Linked DNA regions of Homo sapiens: all the other regions are linked to region 1. A link is a contact called in ENCODE Hi-C or POLR2A ChIA-PET data. All regions are on one chromosome and are shown on one strand. The core of a region is the stretch at or near the end of the contact, and the rest is flanking DNA. Distances in the headings are between cores, read along the strand shown. Region 1 holds the start of RPL37A-DT (RPL37A divergent transcript). Region 2 holds the start of GMPPA (GDP-mannose pyrophosphorylase A). Region 3 holds the start of STK11IP (serine/threonine kinase 11 interacting protein).

The links. A loop is a pair of places that touch in the nucleus more often than their neighbours do. ChIA-PET counts read pairs that join two places held with the same protein, here RNA polymerase II (POLR2A). Pooled maps may share reads with other maps.
Region 2: a loop to region 1 is called in a map of CD8-positive, alpha-beta T cell, with 8 times the contacts of the local background. The contact joins the promoter of GMPPA here to the promoter of RPL37A-DT in region 1. A Hi-C loop is called at or near these places in 2 of 168 maps with a recorded cell type or tissue (CD8-positive, alpha-beta T cell and naive thymus-derived CD4-positive, alpha-beta T cell) and 7 of 50 pooled maps.
Region 3: a loop to region 1 is called in a map of B cell, with 26 times the contacts of the local background. The contact joins the promoter of STK11IP here to the promoter of RPL37A-DT in region 1. A Hi-C loop is called at or near these places in 1 of 168 maps with a recorded cell type or tissue (B cell), 1 of 37 single-sample maps with no recorded cell type and 8 of 50 pooled maps. POLR2A ChIA-PET finds 5 or more read pairs at or near these places in 1 of 52 experiments (B cell).

Annotation. Positions count from the first base shown.
Region 1 is chr2:216,496,666-216,500,103 of GRCh38, reverse strand. It overlaps RPL37A-DT (RPL37A divergent transcript), which reads left to right and starts at 1,352. Exons shown (of 4, transcript NR_183317.1): 1 at 1,352-1,497. It overlaps RPL37A (ribosomal protein L37a), which reads right to left and starts at 1,260. Exons shown (of 4, transcript NM_000998.5): 1 at 1,227-1,260; 2 at 706-834; 3 at 73-155. The coding sequence starts at 1,229. RefSeq lists enhancers at 1,184-1,573, 1,754-1,843.
Region 2 is chr2:219,497,463-219,500,542 of GRCh38, reverse strand. It overlaps GMPPA (GDP-mannose pyrophosphorylase A), which reads right to left and starts at 1,652. Exons shown (of 13, transcript NM_013335.4): 1 at 1,605-1,652; 2 at 528-587; 3 at 325-422. The coding sequence starts at 567. It overlaps SPEGNB (SPEG neighbor), which reads right to left. Exons shown (of 5, transcript NM_001286811.2): 4 at 2,682-2,823; 5 at 2,256-2,492. The coding sequence ends at 2,354. The region is part of intron 1 of ASIC4-AS1 (ASIC4 antisense RNA 1); the gene reads left to right. RefSeq lists enhancers at 1,583-1,772, 1,777-2,594, 2,595-3,080 and a silencer at 2,603-2,682.
Region 3 is chr2:219,595,603-219,599,143 of GRCh38, reverse strand. STK11IP (serine/threonine kinase 11 interacting protein) reads right to left here and starts at 1,287. Exons shown (of 25, transcript NM_052902.4): 1 at 1,221-1,287; 2 at 964-1,050. The coding sequence starts at 1,024. RefSeq lists enhancers at 846-905, 1,116-1,335.

The sequences.
Region 1 (3,438 bases), core at 103-2,602:
ATCCAGCAGCAACCTGGAATTTGGGCCTATGTGGTCCACACACTTCCAAATACCACAAGGAACTAGACTCACTTGTACGTCCAGGCACCGCCAGCCACTGTCTTCATGCAGGAACCACAGTGCCAGATCCCCACAGCTCGTCTCTTCATCTTGGTCTATAAAAGAGAACCAATTTTCACTATGAACCAAGTAAGTATTTTCTCTTACAAGCATCCAGAAGTCTAAATTTGGATTCACCTTATTGTCAGGGATGTGAAAGCCTCCCTTTCTCCCTCAAAAACAAAACAGGGATTGCTGTAATGCAGTATTTTGCACATAAACGTTCAAACCTTTATCAAACAAAAATCCCTCGCAGAACAAGTAGAATGGTATTAGATGCACAGACATCTTGGGAGTTGGTGCAGAAACATCAGTAGACAAAACTGATGGAATCATTTCCCACAAAGCAGGTTTGGCTTAGGCTGGGGGCACTCTGTCAAATGATTATTTTACCCATTAACGTTTAAGCGGTTTTCTTTAAATGAAAAACGTCTCACAAAATCTGAAGTTACCATCAACACTTTTATCTTAAAACTCATAATCAACGGTATGAGTAATTCCAACTGCCCACCAGCACACGGCTTATAAAATACCTTGAAGTCAGGCCTCACTTGGGTAAGAAACCTGCCCTCCCTCTCCTCTCACCAGAGACTTTGCCTTACTTACTTTGCCACAGAAAGAGCAAGTGTACTTGGCGTGCTGGCTGATTTCAATTTTCTTCACCATTTTCCGGAGGGAGGCCCCATAGCGGGTCCCGTATTTACCGACGATCCCGACTTTCTTGGTACGTTTGGCCTGTTTAGAGTGAAGGGAGAAACCAGTGATAGACCTGGAACCCAGGCAGGCCCTGGAGCCTCCACACACCGTTCCTCCACCTCACTGACGTGTGACCGACATGTGAATTACATATGACCTAGTTTTCCCTAAATTCAACCCAACGAAACCAGTGCCCAGGGCTGGCCGCGCGCTCCGAAGGCCCGGCGTTAACCCGGCTGGAGCGCGCCAGGCCCAGCCAAGGCGCCCCCGCCCCTCCGCCTTGGGGAGCTTCCGACAATGGTGTCTCCTGCAAAGGCATGGAGACAGGAGAGAACACGGGGTAAGGCAGGAGAGGAGATGGGTGCGGGAGAAGAAAACAAGGACAGATGCAGGCAGATAGAGTTCTAGGCCGCACAGAGACCCACACTCACCATGTCGCCGCGACCTAGGTCCGAGCCCAGAAAGGAAGAGACGCGGTGCGCAGGCGCGGTATTAGGCGGACGAGCGGAAGTGGCTGGTAGAGGCCTAGCTAGGAACTGAGCTCTATGGTTTGGGCGTTTTCAGGCGGCCTCCTGAGAAATGTTTGCAATTGTAAGGCGTCTCTCTCATCCAGGTTTACCCAGATTCGCAAACTATGGCGACAAACAACCATAGCAGAAGCATGTCCGGATTATTTCACATATATCACAAAATCCTGCAAAGGTACGAGTTCCTCCATTCGATGCACAGCACTTGGCTTGGAGAAGTGCATAAATCTTACATTTGTGGGGCCGGGCGCGGTGGCTCACGCTTGTGATTCTAACACTTTGGGAGGCGGGGTGGGTCAGGAGTTCGAGACCAGCCTGGCCAGCAGGGTGAAACCCCGTCTCTATTCCAAATCTCATTTATTTCCCCCTCTGCATTATGCTCTCTAAAAGTGGCTGACTGTGCAGGATGCTAGCGACAGTGGTGACTAAAATCCAAGGTTCCATTCCCAGAACAAGTTGCAGGCCAGCTGCAAACGATCATATAGCCACATTAAGAAGTTAGACAGTTTCAAACTGGTCAGAGTTCTGAAGGAAAGGACGATGGTTCTGCTCGCGACTAATTCAGAAGAGCCTGGTGTTTCCTGAGGAAAGTCTGAGATTGGAAGGCTGGGGAAAAGTTAACAGTCACCTTGGAGTTTTGTGTTCCAGCTGCTGCATCTCAGTGCGGATGGCCTGCCTTCCACTTCATTTCAGAACTCACTTCCATGGCCCCACACTAGGCTGTTAAGACAGCTTCCTGGTCCAGGCCTGAACCCTTAAACTCCAACATCTTACCCTTTACCCACCGTCAATTCTCTGTCCCTCCAGGTCTCTCAAAGGGGTCAGCAGGGAAGAATTGGATTTCTGGTTGAGGCCGGGGGTGGGGAGGGTGTGTTCTGGAACTAGACACATGATCTTCTTTCTTCACGTAGAACACACACACTAGGAAGTTTGGTTGCCTTTTTTCAGGGGATGGCTAATCCAGAGAATAAGAAGCTCAGAAAACTACTGGAATAAGAGTGTAAGAGAGAATCCATGATTAGAGGGCCAAGAAAGACCATGGGAGCTGAAAGGCATTGTGTGGCCCTGATTCCAATCAGAAGTCCGGTAACAAGTAGCTTCCGTTCCCAAAGCTTAATATTAACTGTCTCAAATAATTTTGCACCTGTTCACTTTTCCTCACAATTGTATTAAAGTCAACTTGCATACCTGGGCTGAGGTGGGAAGATCATTTGAGCCTGGGAGGTTGAGGCTGCAGTAAGCTGTCATCACGCCACTGCAGTCCAGCCTGGACAACAGAGTGAGACTCTGTCTCAAAAAATATATATGAATCAAATCAAATCAAAGCAACTTGCAAACAGCTATGTACTTCATATGGTTACAATTGTTGGAGGGTAACACATGGTAGGCACTGAGTATTTTATGTGGATGTTCTCATTTAATTTTCCATTATCCTTTATGATAGGAATGATTATTATCTTCATTACTAAGAAAAAGAGAGGAAGTCTCATGTAATGATTAGGAACTTAGAGGCTCTGGATTCAGTATGGGTTCAAAACAGAACTCTGCTATTTACCAGCTGTGGGACCTCTGACAAGTTATTATATACTTTTCTTTCTTTTTTCTTTTTCTTTTTTTTTTTTTTTTTTTTTTTTTTTTGAGACAGAGTCTCTCTTGGAAAAGATTCTTTGAGACCAGGAGTTCTAGGCAGCCTGGACAATATAGCGAGACCCCATCTCCACACACACAAAAAAATAATAGGCCAGGTATGGTGACACACATCTGTGGTTCTAGCTGCTCAAAAGGCTGAAACGTGAGGATTGCTTGAGCCCAGGAGTTCAGAGGTTACAGTGAGCTATGATCACACCATTTCACTCCAACCTGGACAACAGAGTGAGATCCTTTCTCAAAACAAAAACAAAAAAAGAAAGAAAAAAGAAACTCATCTCAGGGAAGTTAAGAAACTTGCTCAATGTCACACAGCAATTAGAACTCAAATCTGGTCTGTCTGATCCCAAAGTTAGTTCTCCTAATTGCTAGCTTGTACTACGCCAAATCATAATATTTAGTGCACTGAAAAAGCACATCAGAAAACATAGTTGAATTAAAATCAGGTCCCTGGCACTCAGTCTGGGCC
Region 2 (3,080 bases), core at 403-2,902, 3.0 Mb before region 1:
GGATATGAATTTGTGCTTGGTTATCATTAAGAGTCTCCATGCTACGGCTTTACATTGTCTCCAAGATCCTTGCCTGATCTCACATTCCACACTTTAAAAATAGGAGTGAAATCTGAGCAGGAAGAGGCCAGATGAGAAACTAGATTAGGGGAAGACAGCAGGGCAGCTGCACAGCATAACTTGAGGGGGCGCCATTCACATTGTCATCTGTGAATGATGGTCCTTGGAGTTATGCCTGGTGGGAAGAGTTCATGGTTGGGAAAGGGGGAAACAGCATGAAGATAAGCAGGAAGTGAGGTGAGAGAGGGGAGCCCCTGAGGTTACCTGGGCACAGGCTTCAATATGGTGTTGGATCATAGGGACCCCTGCCACAGGAAACAATGGTTTGGGCACCTCAAAAGACAAAGGTCTGAAGCGAGTTCCTGGGAGAGGAGAGAGGAGAACATTTCGGCCTCCTGCCTTCCTCTGCCCCCATCCCGCCTACCACTCCAGCCCAACCTCCTCCCCCCATTCCCCTGGCACCTCACCCTTTTGAGGGCCTCCAATCAGGATCACCGCTTTGAGCATAATGGTGACTGCTACCTAAACTTCAAATTCCAACAGAGAAATCAAGCTCAGATCTCCTACCCCAACCAAGCCCCAAAACCCAAATAGCAACACTTAGCCCTCTCCCAAGATGTAAACCCAAAGCTCAATATAGTCTCTGCCTGGACCCAACACCTCACAAATCCCACACATCTCAAATCCCAGCAGAGAAATCAAGCTCAGATCTCACACCCCAACCAAACCCCAAACCCCAAATAGCAGCACTTAGCCCTCCCCCAAGATGTAAACCCAAAGCTCAATATAGTCCCTGCCTGGACAGAACCTCACAAATCCCACACATCTCAAATCCCAACCCAGATTCCAGTCGGCCTTCAAACCTCACAGTGATTCCTCCCAAATTCTGAAATTCACACCCCACAATTTGATCTCTAAAAGACTTCCCTCTGGCCATGAACAAATTCTGCAAATTCAGAAACCTGGCAGAGACTCCCTTCTCAGACCCAAACCTCAAAATACTGAAGCCTCAAATTCCCAAAGTGTTGCGTCTTCATTCTAGATATTAAGCCCTGAACCCCAATAGTGAACCCTGAATATTGGACAGCAAACCCTGAGTGAGCCTCAGATATTTAACTTAAATCCTGAACGTAATCCCCAAGTACTGAACTAACACTGATCTGAATTTGAAGAACCCCTAATCCCAGCAAAAATCCTCTATATGCTAAACATGAATCCTAAAACTAACCTCTGTATGTTGAACCCCAAATCAAAAGACAGGTTCCCTTGGCATCTCAAACACTGAACCTATTGACCCCCCTCCAGTCCTAATACGGACGACTGGGTCTAAATCTCTGGATTCGGAGGATTGATTGATTGCTGACCCTCTGAACCCCACAACTGACTCTGTCCAATAAACCCTGGCCTCTCATTGCCAGGGATTGTGGGACCAACACAGGGGCGGGCGCACCGAGGGCCAGCCAGGACCTCGGAGCCCGCTCTCCGTCTAGAGGGTGTCCCCTGCCCCTTACCCCTGCCGCCACCCCTCCACCAGCTCCCTTTACCACTAGCTCCCTTCACTCCAGCTCTGCCGCCCGCTACTGCAAGCTCCTTCCGCGCACGTGTCTTCTCGCAAGTCGCGAGAACTCATTCGCAGGGTCTGCCGGGAATTGTAGTCTGACCCTTTACCCGCTTTCTAACTTTATGGGAGAGGAAAGAGGTGCTGAAGTCCAGGGGTGTGACCAAGGGATCGCGGGGCGGGGTTAAATGCGAAGAAGGGTGGGGCCTGAGAAGCCCAGCCTGGAACTTAAGACTGGGACCCGAGCTGTTGGGGAATCGGCCTCGGGGCAGCAGCCGAAGTGAGGAACTGGGTCCCACAGGAAAACGGGACTAAGGACAGCAGGGGTGTGTGGCCAGCCCTGGAAGGGGCGGGGCCAGGGGCAAACAGCCACAAGGGGCTGGGGCTGGAGGCGCTCAAAAGCGGAGAAGGCGGAGTCCCAGGCCCAGCCGGCGGTACCGCTGGGAAGTGAGGGCGCCTTGGACGGCGAGGGCAACTCTTATCAGTTTGACTGTCTGAAATGCAGCACGGCGCTAGGCGCTCTCCAGACCTCCCTGTGACTCCAACAGGCTGTGACCTTGGCGTGGGGGTCTGGAATACGTGTGGGCGCTGGTGCGGGGGAGAGGGAATGGCGACGCGGAAGAGCAGGACAGACGCGGAGGGTCAGAGAGCAGCTTTATTAAGCAAGCTGGTGGAGGGCTGTGGGTCCCACCACCCCCGGGCTCGGCGCCAGGGCGGAAGGTCCGGGGGTGCCGTTCAGGCCACGTCGACGCGAGCGAAGCTCTGGTCCATGCCCAGGCTGTTCTCCACGTACACCTCGTACTTGCCGCTGTCCTGAGGCGTGGCCCGGCGAATGGTCAGCGTCGTGGTGGTGCTGCCGATCTCGAAGAACACCCTGCGGAAGGGCGGCGGGGAGGAGGGCGGAGCCGTGGTCAGTACACGGGCGCACTGGGCGGGGCTCCTTAGCCAGCTCTGTTCCTCGCTGCCCAGTCCCCGCCCCCGTCACTCCAGCCAGATTTCTGGGCTCAGTCCCACCCAGGTTCCAGCCCCAGGCCCTGGCCGTGCCGCAGGTCCCGGCCCTCGCCTGTCATCCTCCTCGATGTCCTCCCCGTCCTTGGTCCAGCCTACGTCGGGCGCAGGCTCTCCCAGGATCTCCGCAGTCAGCGTCACGGTGGTGCCTTTGCGCGCCTTAGTGTTGTCGGGTCCCTTTTGAATCTTCGTCGGGACTAGCGGAAGGAAAGGGGAGCGAAACCCCGTGAAGGACCCGGAGATGAGGCAGGGCATCACCTCACCGGCTAATACCCGGCACTAAATACAGATGCATTTAAACTCGCAGTGTGACGTTGAGCAAATCATTAGCCTCTCTGGTTTCATCTCCTTGGCTGTTAAAGGGACTTATCCCTGCCTCTCCTACTTCTCGGGGTCGAATAGAGGATCAAGAGAGATAAGGCGGGCGAAAGCCCCTGAATGTTCACACATCTCG
Region 3 (3,541 bases), core at 38-2,537, 3.1 Mb before region 1:
GCACTCCAGCCTGGGTGACACAGCAAGACTCTGTCTCAAAAAAAAGAAAAGAAAGAAAAGAAAACTGCTATAAAGAGAGCTTCCACAGATATCGTCAATAGGAGCATGGAGTGATGGAGGACAGCTAACATTAACTGTAGTATGTACCAGATGACTTTGGTATCTCATTCAAACCTTCTCAGAATCTCTCAAAGAGAAGCACTATTAACCCCATCTTACAGATATGAAAATTGAGGTTCAAAAAAGTGAAAAATCTTGATGGAGATCATATAATTGGTAGGAAGTTACTTCTCCTATCTGATCTCAAAGCCAAGGCTTTTTCTACCACAACTAATGCCAACCAAGTATTCAACAACTACTGTGGCTCCATTATGCCCAGGCACAGTGCCAAGCATCAGGGAAATCATTACAATAACAATAGCTCCCAACTGTAAGCAGTTACTATACTTGCAGGCATTGTACTAAATACATGAATTAAAACGAATCCCCACAAATGTTAAGTACAATCACTATGCCAATCTGTGAGGAAAACTGAGCCTCAGGAAACAGTATGGCAAGTTTGAAAGAGGGTTGATATTCCAACCCAAGTGGGTCCGACTCCAAATCTCGTGCTTCTATCTACTGTATTTAGTACCTTGCTACACAATAATGATTATGACCGAGATCAGTCCCTGGTCCTGAGGGGCTTTTAGTCAGGTAATGATCACTTCCTTCTGACAGTGTCAGAGAAGGCACGGAGGGAGGGATACCGCCCTTTGGCCTCAAAGGACGGCTAGAGTTTAGGCTATCACAGGCAAAGGACACTGTAAGGGCGAACAAACCTGGGAAAAGTAAAGAAATTGAACTCTGACACCTGGTGACCCTACCAGTCGTAACTCCATGACTCTCAGGGCGTGTCTCCAGAAAGCACCACCCCCACCTCGTCCGAGGTCCGAGGCCCAGCCCAACCGGAAGTCCACTCACCGGACTCCCGCAGCAACCCCGCGAGCTTCCACAACAGGGAGTCCCTCTGAGCGGTCGTCATGGCCACGGGACGCTGGGGGGCGGAGCCTGGGGGGGGAAAGAGGAAGCGGAAGAGCCTCAGGTGGGCGGTAGTGCCAAAAGCCCAGGGCGTCCGCGCAAACCGAGGCGTCATGCGGAGAAAAAGGCGAGAAAGAAAAGAGAGGAAGAGCATCCTCCTGGCCGCCCTTTCGAGGAACATAAGTCCTGGTCAGACATACCGAACCTCCCCGTCTGGTCCTCCTACCAGCTCAGCTGCCCGGCGCCTATCAATGATGGAAAGGAAGTCCCGCCCCGGAAGAAAATCGAGCCAAGGGACGACCGGAAAACATGTCTCTGCCGCCGGAAACCGCGCCGTAGATCATGCAAACGAATCGAAAAGGGGCGGTGCGGGGGCTGTCTCCTGACCGCGGTGGTGGCTGCAGTGGTTCCCTGGGCTTCCTGGCCCGGAGCTGGGCACCCATTATTCCCCCGCCCTGCGCAGCCTGGGGCTCCCGCTTGGCTTTCGGCGAGCCTACCGCGCCGGTGAGGAAACCCTGACTCGTTTGCAAACTGGGCGGGGAAGCAAAGTTTAGAGAAATGGAGCTTTGTTAGATAAAAATTTTTTCAACGCAAACAGTCATTTTCCAGTGAAAGGAGAGCGTATCCGCCGTAGGATGGACTTAGATCGTGTAAAAGCTGAGGCCACCGAGGATATAACCTCCGGGGTCCTTTGCCTCCTTTTCCTTAGACTCCCTCCAAACTCGTGTATCTTTCCTTCAGCAGTACTGGGCTCCACGCGAACCTAGTCCTTTGTCTTTACCCTATTACCTTTCATAACATCCTAGTTGAAAAGTAGTTATTCAACCGCGTTTGAAAATGAGAACAGGTTCACAGAGGCTAGGTTACTTGCGAAGGTCGTTCAATTAGTAACCAGTAGCGCCAGGACTGCCAGTTTCTTGCTTCCGAATTCTCATGGTAGCTTTCACCAGGCTCCCCGTCAAATGCTAACGTCAACTACTGAACTAGATTAGCAAAAAGGTCTTTTAACAGAATTCCTGGTTTTCAGAGAGAGTTTCTTTCATGAAGCGCCCCATTTCTACAGAGGAAAATCAAAATGAATCCTAAGCCAGTTGAAAGGAGGGATAGGATCATAGTCATCTTTATCCCAAGTTGCCAGATTTGAAAGATTTTATTTTCTCAAGACAAAATATTTGAAATGGCAAATATTTCAAATATTTTGAATATTTGAACCACACAATTTCGCATTCATGGCATACTACTTGTGCTCTGAGCTGAAAGCCTTTTAGGTTAAATAAAGTAAGTGGAGATACATCCGAAGCAGCAGTGTTGAGCTCAGAAAAACAATACCCCAAAATACGGCGCTTTGGTATGCTGACTATTTTGAACTAAAAGAGACTGGAAGGCCTCAGGCACAGTCTCTCCGACCTTTTCCTGCCCTCCTGTCTCCCAGCCTTCTTTCTTCCCCAAGGCAAGCCATAGAAACCAGAATTCCTCTTCCCCAAGATGAGTCACAGAAACTAGAAGCCCTCTCCCCCAAAGCCAGCCATAAAACCTAAACTTCCCCCCACCTTTCTATGTAAGAGCTGGCCGTGGCCTGGCGCGGTGGCTCACGCCTGTAATCCCAGCACTTTGGGAGGCCGAGGCCAGCAGATCACCAGAGGTCGGGAGTTCGAGACCAGCCCAACCAACATGGAGAAACCCTGTGTCTTCTAAAAATACAAAATTAGCCGGGCATGGTAGTGCATGCCTGTAATCCCAGCTATTCGGGAGGCTGAGGCAGGAGAATCGCTTGAACCCGGGAGACAGAGGTTGCTGTGAGCCGAGATCACGCCATTGCACTCCAGCCTGGGCAACAGGAGGGAAACTCAGTCCAAAAAACAAGCTGGCCGTAAAGAACTTCTCTGGCCTACCTTGTCTGATAGGCCGTAAGACCCTCATTCTGGAAGAGATCCTGCCTCATACCTGGGAGGAAGGAATGCTACACAGAAAGACCTCGTTGGGTTTCCACCTGCTGTCTGTTACTATTAAGTGGCACACTTTTTGCCCAACCACATTACTGCAGGCTGTCCATTTTTCATAGAATCTAAGCATTAAAAACAAGTTTTCCCTGGCTCTTTGGGTAGCCATTTCTGAAGGCTCCCATGTCATGTAAAACTTTGATTAAATAAACTTCTTAGTTTATTTTAGATTTTTCTCTTAACCTATCTTGTTATACGAGCTCTGACCCTTATGATGAGGAAGAAAGGCATCACAACTTTTCAGCCCCTACAACAGCTAACTAGTATGCAAATATAAAGTCAGAGTAAGAGCTCAGTATATTTTGTTGAATTATTAATCCCATAACCTGACGATTGTCAGTCCCTGTTTATTAATCATCTGGAACTTAGAAGGGCAGATTCTCCCAAACAGTAACTGCCAACTCTACCCCTCTTAGGCAAGAAACAGATTCTTTTCAAGTCACTGACATTGCAGTGTCTTGAAATCTGTTTCAGCCGTGCCTTTTCAACCCATAGTTATTTTCTGAGAATTGCTCCACCCA